2 separate regions of the Homo sapiens genome follow, and region 2 is linked to region 1. A link is a loop called in an ENCODE intact Hi-C map of the cell type or tissue named here. Cell type or tissue: heart left ventricle. All regions are shown on one strand. Links, peaks and the distances in the headings refer to the core of each region. The heading gives the core; the rest is flanking DNA. Region 1 overlaps CTNS (cystinosin, lysosomal cystine transporter). Region 2 overlaps TRPV3 (transient receptor potential cation channel subfamily V member 3).

Region 1 (5,364 bases), core at 245-5,244:
GCTGGAGACTGATCGTGTTTCACTCCTGTTTGCTTCCTAGGGGGCTCAGAGCTGATTTGCAGCCCATCTTGATGTGCCTCATGGCTACTGATCTCATCCCTGCATTCTTCTCCTCCTGCTTCCACCAGCTTTATTAAGGTATCATTGACAAATAAAAAGTGTATATATTTGCAGTATATAACGTGATGCTTTGATGTATGCATACATTGTGAAATGACTAAATCAAGCTAATTAATATCCATCATCTCAGATACTTATCTTTTTTTTGTTGTTGTTACGAACGTGAGTAGCTAGGACTATAGGTGCAAGCCACTGCACCCAGCTGTGGTGGGAACATTTAGGATCTATCTCTTAGCAGTTTTTAGGCATGCAGTAATACATGATTGTTAACTATATCGCCAGGTTGTACAATAGCTCTCCAGAAGTTATGCGCCCTGAGTGACTTGCGTTCATCTTGTTATTTAAACCCTTATTTGCCACCTCCTCTGTGGATGCTTTTTATCTAATTGAATAGCAACTGGCTCAAATGCTCAGTAAGGTGGGAGCAGGGTACACACAAATAGATACATGCATAAAGCTATGGGTAATGATCGCTATTAGATCACACGGCCTCTGGCACTGGTTTTTGGAAACGACACCCAACCAGTGGTGTCTCAGAATGAGGCTTCACAAACCTTAATGTGGACTCAAACCATTTGGGGATCTTGCTAGTGTGCTGACTTTGAATCAGTAGGTTTGGGATGGGGCCTGAGATGCTGTGTTCCTAAGGAAGCCCAATTCTCTGGTCCTTGAATGCCCTTTGAGCAGCCAGGCCTTGAAAATTGTAAGAACTTTTTTTTTTTTTTTTTTTGAGAAGGAGTCTCACTCTGTCACCCAGGCTGGAGTGTAGTGGGGCCATCTAGGCTCACCCCAACCTCCGCCTCCTGGGTTCAAGTGATCCTCCTGCCTCAGCCTCCCAAGTGGCTTGGATTACAGGTGCATGCCACCACGACTGGCTAATTTTTGTATTTACTTTAGTAGAGATGGGGTTTCACCATGTTGATCAGGCTGGTCTCGAACTTCCTACCTCAGGTGACCCGCTCACCTTGGCCTCCCAGAGTGCTGGGATTACAGGCGTGAGCCACCACTCCCGGTAAGAACGTTTACATTCCCAGAACCATTTTTGCCTCAGGTTCCTCACTATCACCTTCTTAATTCCATCTAATGGCATGTGATACTCATCCCCAAAAGACACCAACAAAGCCAAAATCACAGATTTCTAGGTTGATGGAACAGGGGCCGCCTAGGAGACCTGTTTCCACCAGCTCTTAATTCAAATGTGTTCTGTTACCTAGCATTTCCCTACCCATCCGTTAAGATTGGTTACTTACTTCATCGGGGAGCTCAAGGATAGTAATATTTTTGGAACGAAATGTGATTTCAAAAGTGATCACCAGGGTTGCATTTAATGGTGGCCTGTGGAGGACAAGAGTCTAATTACTGCTGAGAAGCTGGACAGTGAGATCTCAACCAACCCTCTGGATTTCACATCTGGCCTTCAACTCTCAAGCAGTTAGGCTTAGGAAATGCTAGGTGCTCCACCCTGATGGGTAGCCAGGTGGAAATCGTGCTCCCGTAGGCCTTCCTGTCTTAATCAGGAGACCAGGTGTCTGTCCCTTCAGGGTAGGGTGAGAACAGAGAAGAAAGCAAGGTGGGTGTGAATGACAAATGAGGCATCTGGAGGCCCAGGACCGTGGCTCCCTGCTCCGGTGGGAAAGGCTTCCCAGAGAGTCGGGTCTGAGTGGGGCCTTGTGTGAGGGCCAGCATTTGACTGAAGGAGGAGAGGGCTCAGGCAGGGAATGAGGAGGGAGCAGTCCGGACTTGGAAAGCTGGGAGAGGCATCTGACGGGAGAAGGCAGATGTGCTGGCTGGAAGCCGTCTTCTGGGCCCTGGCCCTGGGTTTAGAGGCCTGGAGTTAATCTGAAAGGCAGTGGGAGGCCACTCCAGGGGCCTGGACAGTTGTGGTAAGAGATGACTTGTAAGATTTGCAGGGGGAGGGTGTGCAGAGACAGAAGGAGCTGGGAGCGGAATGGCAGGCCTGCTAGGGGCCTCGGAACCAAAGCTTTGCTTTCAGGCCAGATCTCGCAGGAGAGGCGAGGAAGGGGGAAAGGCATAAAGAGAGAAGGAGAGGGTTCTAGGTCTTCTTCATCAGGGAATCCTCACGGCTGGGAGGCAAGGGAAGGACAAAGCAGCTAAGAGCAGAGAAGGCAGAGGCAGCCTCCCTGGCACAGACTGGACTAGGTCGCGACGTTTGTGCCTAAGCCAGCAGGTGGCAGCAAGTGAGACTCCCAGACAAGGCCCAGCATGAGCGGCATTCACCCGACGTGGCCACTCCTGCTTCTGAAAGCAACCTCAGAAGTGCCAACCAGCAGCTCAGCTCCCTGCCCCTTGACCTTCAGGGCTCTCTTCAAATACTTAGTCTTAGAAAGAATCGCTTTGAAATCTGGCCTCAACACCGGTCACACAGGACTCTTCCCATGCGGGGAAAAGACGCACGTCTCTGGGAGAAGCACCCCTTCCTTCTCCTGCCAGGGAAAGTGAGGACTCAGGGTGGGGGTCAGCCTTTGCGATCCCATCCTGCAGCCCGGGGCTAGCACCATCCCTTTTTCTAGGGCTTGTCTTACAGGTAAGAGGCAAGAATAGCGCATCTGAAATCTGAACAGACTGAGCCAGGGGTCAGCCCTGACCCAGCTGCGGGGCCTGAGCGGAGCTGAGCACAGCGCCAGGCCCAGGAACTTACCGCAGGGTGAGGCTGACGTTGGTCGAGCTGCCGTTCTCCAGCTTTACGACAGGAGGAACAGTGAGGCTGACGCTTGACTCTGGAAGGACCCAAATCAATGACATGAGGCACTGGGTCAGAGTTCAGGCCTGTGACAGAAAACTGGGCCGAAACCCCTGACATCTGAACTCCTGAGCTCTGACTCTCTGACGAGCCCTATTCTGTGATGGGACTGCAAACACAGGCCCTGGTTAGCTTCCTTCCCCACCTGCTGCCAGAGACAGAGATGGAGGAAAACAGGCCTGAGCAGGAAACGCCGGAGCGTCCTCCTCCCGCTGCGATGACAGGCTCTGAGAGTCTGCGGCTGAGTTAACCAGAGATTGTTAGAGAACCATGGAGCCCAAAAATCATTACAGGGGAATTCCAGCGTGACCTGGGAGCGTAAAAGGCAGCCGTGAACCACCTCTTCAGATGAAAGCACAGGGGTCTCCTCTGTTCATGAAGTCAAAATGGTCCTGAAGAACTGGGCCAGCCCCTTTCCTGCACTCTCAGAGAGACACATGGGCCCAGCTAATGAGTTTCTAAGGAGCCCTTTGGGGTCCCTTCCCAACCCAGCTCACCCTGGCACTGGTCCCCTTCCTGGGGCTGACTATCTGCGGGGTACTGGAGGAGGAAGGGTGAATAGTTGTTTCACTCTGAGATTTCTTCTTGGCATTAAGCTGTTAACTCAGAATCAAGTTGACAAACAGGCCCCCAGATGAGGGAAGAAGCAGATCTGGGTCTTAGGGTCTTAGAAAACCATCGTGGGGCTGGGCGTGGTGGCTCACGCTTAGAAACCTGGCGCTTTGGGAGGCCAAGGCGGGAGGACTGCTTGAGCCCAGGAGCTGGAGATCAGCCTGGGCAACACAGAAAGACTCTGTTTCTACAGAATATTTTCTTAAAAAAAGAAAGAAAACTGGGCAGGCGTGGTGGCTCATGCCTGTAATCCCAGCCTTTTGGGAGGCCGAGGCAGGTGGATCACGAGGTCAGAGGATCAAGACCGTCCTGGCCAACATGGTGAAACCCTGTCTCTACTAAAAATACAAAAAATTAGCTGGGTTTGGTGGCATGCACCTGTAGTCCCGGCTACTTTGGAGGCTGAGGCAGAGAACTGCTTGAACCTGGAAGGCAGAGGTTGCAGTGAGCTGAGATCGCTACTGCATTCCAGCCTGGGCAACAGAGCGAGACTCCATCTCAAAAAAAAAAAAAAAAGAAAGAAAACCCTCTTGCAAGGCCAACTAGCCCAGAGCACCGGACTGAGTAAGCCTCTCTTTGTGTGCTTCCTGTATTCTTTGTGCAGCCCCGTCCCAGCCTCTGCTCCCAGGGGTACTGGAAGGCTCATGCCACACCTGCCATCTCACTTCCCCTGCCTGATTGCCTTCAGGGTTACACACAGCCTGGGGTTATGGTCATGACTCTAGGCCGGGCGGGGAAGCAGGTGCATGACTGTGATGAGGAGCGTCTTTGCAACGGCAGAGGCTGCCAGCATGCCCGGTTCCCCGACCCAGACCCCGTCACTCAGACCCCCCAGGCCCAGTTCCCCCCACCCAGACCCTGTCACTCAGACCCCTCAAAGGCAGATGAATTGAGATCTGAAATTTTAGACGCTTGGGTTGGAAGGAAACTTTTTTTTTTTTTTTTTTTTGAGACAGAGTCTCGCTTTGTTGCCCAGGCTGGAGTGCAGTGGCATGATCTTTGCTCACTGCAACCTCTGCCTCCTGGGTTCAAGTGATTCTCCTGTCTCAGCCTTCCAAGTAGCTGGAATTATAGGCATGCAGCACCACGTCTGGCTAATTTTTGTATTTTTAGTAGAGATGAGGTTTCACCATGTTGGCCAGGCTGGTCTTGAACTCCTGACATCAGGTGATCTGCCTGCCTTGGCCTTCCAAAGCGCTGGGACTACAGGTGTGAGCCACCATACCTGGCCCGGAAGGAAACTTAAAGTTACCCAATTTGACCTCTGATTCTCCGCCTCAATACTCCTACCTGGTAGTTTCTCTTCCTCTGTAACCTCGTCTCCTCTAAGGAGATCACAGCCTGAAGCTTGCCCTGCCAGGCCAGGCTCTGCTACCCAGAGCCTCTCAGACCCTGAGAGCTGCCTTCTCCATGCTCAGCACATGTGAATACAGATGGAAGCTCTGTCCCAAGTCCGTAGGTCCCCACAGTCCACAATCTCCAGTCCCCTGCTGGCTGGCTGGGCTCCTCAGAACAGGATGTCCCCTGGCCCTTGCAGAGGCCAAGGTGCTCAGAGCGGCAAAAGGCAGTCCCTTCCTTATGTGGAGCCTCAGAGCCTGGAAGCCGCTGTGGCGAGTCTGCCCTTCTTTTTCAGGCTCACTGTTCTGAGGTCATTCTGAGGATTTCTTCTGGGCTTGCATAGCTGGGACTTCCTGTACCACCAGTTCAATTCTGCCTAGAGCTGAGGACCATGCCAGATAAGCAAGTCCCACAACCAGCCACTGCTCAGGACAGGATGCTGAAAGTGATGCTGGGCGGCCAGCCAGACTCTGGATCCCTAGGGCTCTGCCAGAGGTAGTGGAGGTCAAGGTGAGTGGGAGATCTACATGGCT
Region 2 (5,364 bases), core at 277-5,276, 110 kb after region 1:
GGACTACAGGCACTCACCATCACGCCCGCCTAATTTTTTGTATTTTTAGTAGAGACAGAGTTTCACCAGGTTAGCCAGGATGGTCTCGATCTCCTGACCTCGTGATCTGCCCGCCTCAGCCTCCCAAAGTGCTGGGATTACAGGTGTGAGCCACCGTGCCTGGCATGCCTTTTTTTTTTTTTTTTTTTTAAAAAGACAGAGTCTTGCTCTCTAGCCCAGGCTGGAGTACAGTGGCGCGATCTCTGCCTCCTGAGTTCAAGTGATTCTCCTGCTTCAACCTCCTGAGTAGCTGGGACTACAGGTGCCCGCCACCACACTTGGCTAATTTTTTTGTATTTTCAGTAGAGATGGGGTTTCTCCATGTGGGCCAGGCTGGTCTCGAACTCCTGACCTCAAGTGATCCACCCGCCTCGGCTTCCCAAAGTGCTGGGATTACAGGTGTGAGCTACCGCGCCCGGCCCTAAAACACATTGCCTTTTTATATATCTCAAATATTTTCCCCAGCCTATCACTTGTCTTTAACTTTCATTAGGATGCATTCGGAAATACAGAAATCTCCGAGGTAGGGGGATTGCTTGAGCCCAGGAATTCAAGACCAGCCTGGGCAACACAGCAAGATCCTGTCTCTACAAAAAATTTTAAAAATAAGCCGGGAGTGGTGGTGCAGGCCTGTAGTCCACACGTGTGTGTGTATATATGTACACAGAAATAGTTTTATTTACTTATCTAACATAAAATAGGACCATCACGTCTGTATTCTACAAGTTGCTTTGTTTGATTAACTGTATGTCTTAGAGCATTTCTTATGCCAAATATGAAAGTCTAGCTTTTGGGGGGCTGAGACAGGAGGATCGTTTGAGCCCAGGAGTTCAAGGTTGCAGTGAGCTATGCTCACGCCACTGCACTCCAGCCTGGGTGACACAGCAAGATCCTATGTCAAACATACAAACAAACAAACAAAAAACCAAAAACCCCCAAAACCAAAAACCTTTATGTAAGCAAATATGTCAGCCTTTTCTTTATGGTTTCTGCCTTTTGGATCCTGCTTAAGAAGGTCTTCCCTACCAAAAGGTTAGCTATAAACAAACTTTCTAATGTGTCTTAAAGCTTGGTTCTTTAATCCACCAAGACTATGTTTGTTTATGACACAGCGGCAGCTCTTTGGAAACTGCTGTTTCTGTTGGTGCATTTCGAGACCCTTCCCCCACTCCAGCCTTCTGGTCCCTTCCATCTGGAAGTTCTCTGGTCTCCAGCAGGCTTAGTGTCTCTCCCGCTACCCTTCTTTCCTCTTGCTGTGTCACCAGCGTATCATTCACCCACCGCCAGGGCTGAATACCTAGATCTTACCTGAGACACCCTTCTTCCCAGCCGGGCATCCTGAAGGCTCTTTCTCCAGAGGGTCTTTGGGCTTCCTCCTTTCTCCACCCTTCATGTGCCCTCCAACTCCCCTTAGTCCAGGCCTCATCATTTTTTTGTTTGTTTGTTTGTTTTTTGAGATGGAGTTTCACTCTTCTTGCCCAGGCTGGAGTGCAATGGACCAATCTCGGCTCACTGCAACCTCTGCCTCCTGGGTTCAAGCGATTCTCCTGCCTCAGCCTCCCAAGTAGCTGGGATTACAGGCATGCGCCCCCACGGCCGGCTAATTTTGTATTTTTAGTACAGACCATGTTTCACCATGTTGGTCAGGCTGCTCTCGAACTCCTGACCTCAGGTGATCCACCTGCTTTGGCCTCCCAGTGTGCTGGGATTACAGGCCTCATCATTTCCTTCACTGGTCTCGGCTGCTTCTAACGCATCCTCCACTTTTGCAGCCAGAGAGGTCTGAAAACACCCATGCACCGAGCCCTACATTCTCGTCCTGCCAGTTTCCTAATTCAAGGCCGTCTGTGACTCTGGCCCTTAGCACAAGCTCTGCCCTCTTGCCCTGGCTGATGAGCTGGCCCCACACCGCCTCGCTAAACTTCTGAGGTCCCAGGTTAGAGAGCTCTGGGAAGCCCCCTGACGCTCTCTGGCTGTGAAGGGCCCTTGCTCTGGGTACCGCAGCTCCTGCACCCCTCTGAATCGTAGCACCTCGTTCTCAGTGACACTGCGGGCTTCTTGAGGAAAATAATCGAGATTGCGTCTTGGGCACCCACTGACCCCCAGCGCCTGGGGCCGGAGCCCGGAGCAGGCGCTCCACAAACATTTCTTGGGTCCGCGCAGGCATGAAGGAAGCAAAGAACAAAGCTGGGATTCCTGGTAGCTGGCGACACAGACCAGGGTTCTGATCTCCCCGTGGGTTCGGGGAGGGTATGGAGGCCAGAGCGGGTGGGCAAGAGGCCCCTGTGCCCGGCGCTGAGGCTCCCGCGCGTCCCCGCCCGCTCCGCAGGGCAGACGGCGCTGAACATCGCCATCGAGCGGCGGCAGGGGGACATCGCAGCCCTGCTCATCGCCGCCGGCGCCGACGTCAACGCGCACGCCAAGGGGGCCTTCTTCAACCCCAAGTACCAACACGAAGGCTTCTACTTCGGTGGGTGCCGCCCCCGCCCGGTGCGGAGTCTGGGAGGAGGGAGGAGGGAGACGGGAGAGGAAGGGAGGGAAGGGGAAGGAGGGAAGAAGGGAGGAGGGGGGAAGAAAGAGGGAAGGAGGAAGGAAGTGAGGAGGGAGAGGGAGGAAGGGAGGGGGAAACAGGAAGGAGAGAGGAGGGAGAGGGAGGAGGGAGGAAGGAAGCAGGAAGGATGAGGGAGGAAGGAAGGGAGGAGGGAGAGGAAGGAAGGGAGGAGGGAGAAAGGAAGAGGGAAGCAGGAAGGAGGGAGGAAGGGAGGAGGGAGGAGGGAGAGGGAGGAGGAGTAAGGAGGGGGAGGGAGGGAGGAGGGAGGCAGGAGACAGAAGGGAGAAGGAGGAGGGAGAGGGAGGAAGGGAGGAGGAAGGAGGGCGGAGGGAGAGAAAGGAAGGAAGGAGGGAGGAAGGGAGGGGCCACCCCGCTTTGAGCTCCACCCACACTGTCCCTGCCTTAAGAAGCTCTGGTGCCCCAGAGGGGCAGGAGGGGAGGAGGCTGGGCATGTCCATCTGAGCAGGACACCAGGGTGGACCAGAGAAGGAGGGGCTGGGAGGAGGTGTTGGGGGAGGAGTCCATGTTCCGGTGGTGTCACCTGGTGGTCTTAGAAGCATTGTCCTGGGTAGCTCTCTGAGGGAACAGAGACCTGGGAGGGAGGCTGAGGAGGCAGCCCCATTTTACAGGCGAGGAGATGGCTCTGTGAAGGGAAAGGACTTGCCCCAGGGTAGCAGGGCATTGACTTAGGTGTCCTGGCCTCCAGCTCTGACCTCTGTGCCAGGGCCCAGTGCATCTCAGGACTGCAGACAGGGAGTCGAGAGTGAGAGGGCAGAACTCCCCTGCCTCACAAGTCACAGAGTCCAGAAGCAATTGGGGTTAGGATGCTCTAGGAAAAAAAAAAAAAATTGAAATGCATAATTTAGATATAGTGAAAGTCACCCGTGTTAGAGGACAGTTCTGTTCATTTTCACAGTGCGTCGAGTTGGTTCACCACCACTGCAGTCAGAACAGGGAACAAATGGCTCCGTCACACACAAAAATTTCTCTGTGTAACTTTGTTGCAGAGGAGACCCCTCCTGCCACCCAGTCTTGCCTGACTGATGATCACCCATCTGTTTTCTCTTCTGGGTGTTATTTTTTTTATTTTTATTTTTTTAATGGAGTCTCACTCTGTTGCCCAGGCTGCTGGAGTGCAGTGGTGCCATCTGGCTCACTGCAGCCTCTGCCTCCTGGGTTCAAGCGATTCTCATGCTGCAGCCTCCTGAGTAGCTGGGACTATCTTCTGGGTGGTTTTTTAATCAGCAGGACTAGCTAGTCTGTGCTCTGGGCAGCCCTGCGTGTCCAGGTGTGGGTGTCCTGGAAAACGGGGTCTTGTCCAGTTCATCGTGTGTCCCCATTGCCCTGCATAGGAGCTGGTTGGACCTGGTGTTGGGAAGCATTTGTTGGGTGGGGCGAGGAGAGGGGAGGCAGCTGAAGACCTGGTGTCCGGAGCTGGTCGTGTCCCAGGCTTGCTGTGTGACCTCATGTGAGTCACTTGCCTTATTTTTTCTTAACAAGCATTTATTGAGCACTTACTGTCTACATCAGGCACTGTTCTAGGTACTTGAAATGTATCAGTGAACAAAATAGAGATCCTTGCCCTCATGGAACTTACATTCTAGACAGGGAGAGACCATCGGTAATAAGCACTATAAATAAGAATTTTATATACTATGATATGAAATGATAAGTGCTCTTAAAAAATACAAAGTAGACCGAGTGCAGTGACTCACATCTGTAATCCCAGCACTTTGGGAGGCCAAGGCAGGTGGATCACGAGGTCAGGAGTTCAAGACCATCCTGGCCAACATGGGGAAACCCCATCACTACTAAAAATACAAAAATTAGCCGGGCGTGGTGGCGGGCGCCTGTAGTCCCAGCTACTCAGGAGGCTGAGGCAGGAGAATAGCTTGAACCCGGGAGGCAGAGGTTGCAGTGAGGCGAGATCGCACCACTGCACTCCAGCCTGGCGACAGAGTAGGACTCCATCTCAAAAAAAAAAAAAAAAGTAAAGCAGAGGACAAGGAACCAAGAGTTCTGTCTGGGACAAGAGGAGGGTGGATTTTAATTTTAAATAGAGTGGTTAGGGTGGCTCACTGAAAGGTGACATTTGAGCAAGGACTTGAAGGAGGTGAGGGAGAAAGTGACTGGGCTATCTACAGGCAGAGGGGACAGCCGAGCGAAGGCCCCCAGGCGGCGTGTTGGAGGAGGTGGAAAAAGGCCGTTGTAGCAGGAGGGAGTGAGTGATGGAGAGAGGAGGTCAGAGTATGCAGGGCTTTGTGGGCTGTCATTGGAACCTGTGCTTTCATTCTGGGGGAGGCACTAACAGGTTGGTCTGGCTGCTGTGCTGAGCAGAGTATTAAAGGGCCAGGGTGGAGGCAGGGAGGCCAGTTAGGAGGCTACCGCAGTGATCTAGCTTCACTCTTCCCCGTAGAAGCGGAAGATGGGGAGAGGGCTAGGGAACCTGAGGTGCCCATCCTGCTGAGATAGGATATGGGCCCCAGTCCTGGGGCTTGGGGGACGCTGCTTCCGGCCCATGAGAGAACCAAGCTTCAGTGCGCTCATCCCCCAGGTGAGACGCCCCTGGCCCTGGCAGCATGCACCAACCAGCCCGAGATTGTGCAGCTGCTGATGGAGCACGAGCAGACGGACATCACCTCGCGGGACTCACGAGGCAACAACATCCTTCACGCCCTGGTGACCGTGGCCGAGGACTTCAAGACGCAGAATGACTTTGTGAAGCGCATGTACGACATGATCCTACTGCGGAGTGGCAACTGGGAGCTGGAGAC

What was found. Peaks named below come from ENCODE experiments on the same cell type or tissue, not always from the same donor. Only the 100,000 strongest peaks of a DNase experiment are listed, where the experiment ranks them.
Region 2: a loop joins it to region 1, with 2.5 times the contacts of the local background. A loop is called at or near these places in 19 of 110 quality-filtered maps.

Annotation. Positions count from the first base shown.
Region 1 is chr17:3,644,938-3,650,301 of GRCh38, reverse strand. CTNS (cystinosin, lysosomal cystine transporter) reads right to left here. Exons shown (of 12, transcript NM_004937.3): 4 at 2,780-2,858; 5 at 1,371-1,455. It overlaps LOC105371493 (a long non-coding RNA gene), which reads left to right. Exons shown (of 6, transcript XR_007065579.1): 4 at 41-138; 5 at 5,127-5,341. Among named protein-coding and RNA genes, the nearest start is that of CTNS, 11 kb to the right of the region's middle. In heart left ventricle, for the core only: a CTCF peak has its summit at 2,300 (motif pointing right); a DNase peak (open chromatin) is centred at 2,310.
Region 2 is chr17:3,532,718-3,538,081 of GRCh38, reverse strand. TRPV3 (transient receptor potential cation channel subfamily V member 3) reads left to right here. Exons shown (of 18, transcript NM_145068.4): 7 at 2,369-2,509; 8 at 5,145-5,364. Among named protein-coding and RNA genes, the nearest start is that of TRPV3, 22 kb to the left of the region's middle. RefSeq lists a silencer at 2,284-2,333. In heart left ventricle, for the core only: CTCF peaks have their summits at 2,206 and 2,405; a DNase peak (open chromatin) is centred at 2,441; H3K4me3 peaks cover 841 bases; H3K27ac peaks cover 461 bases.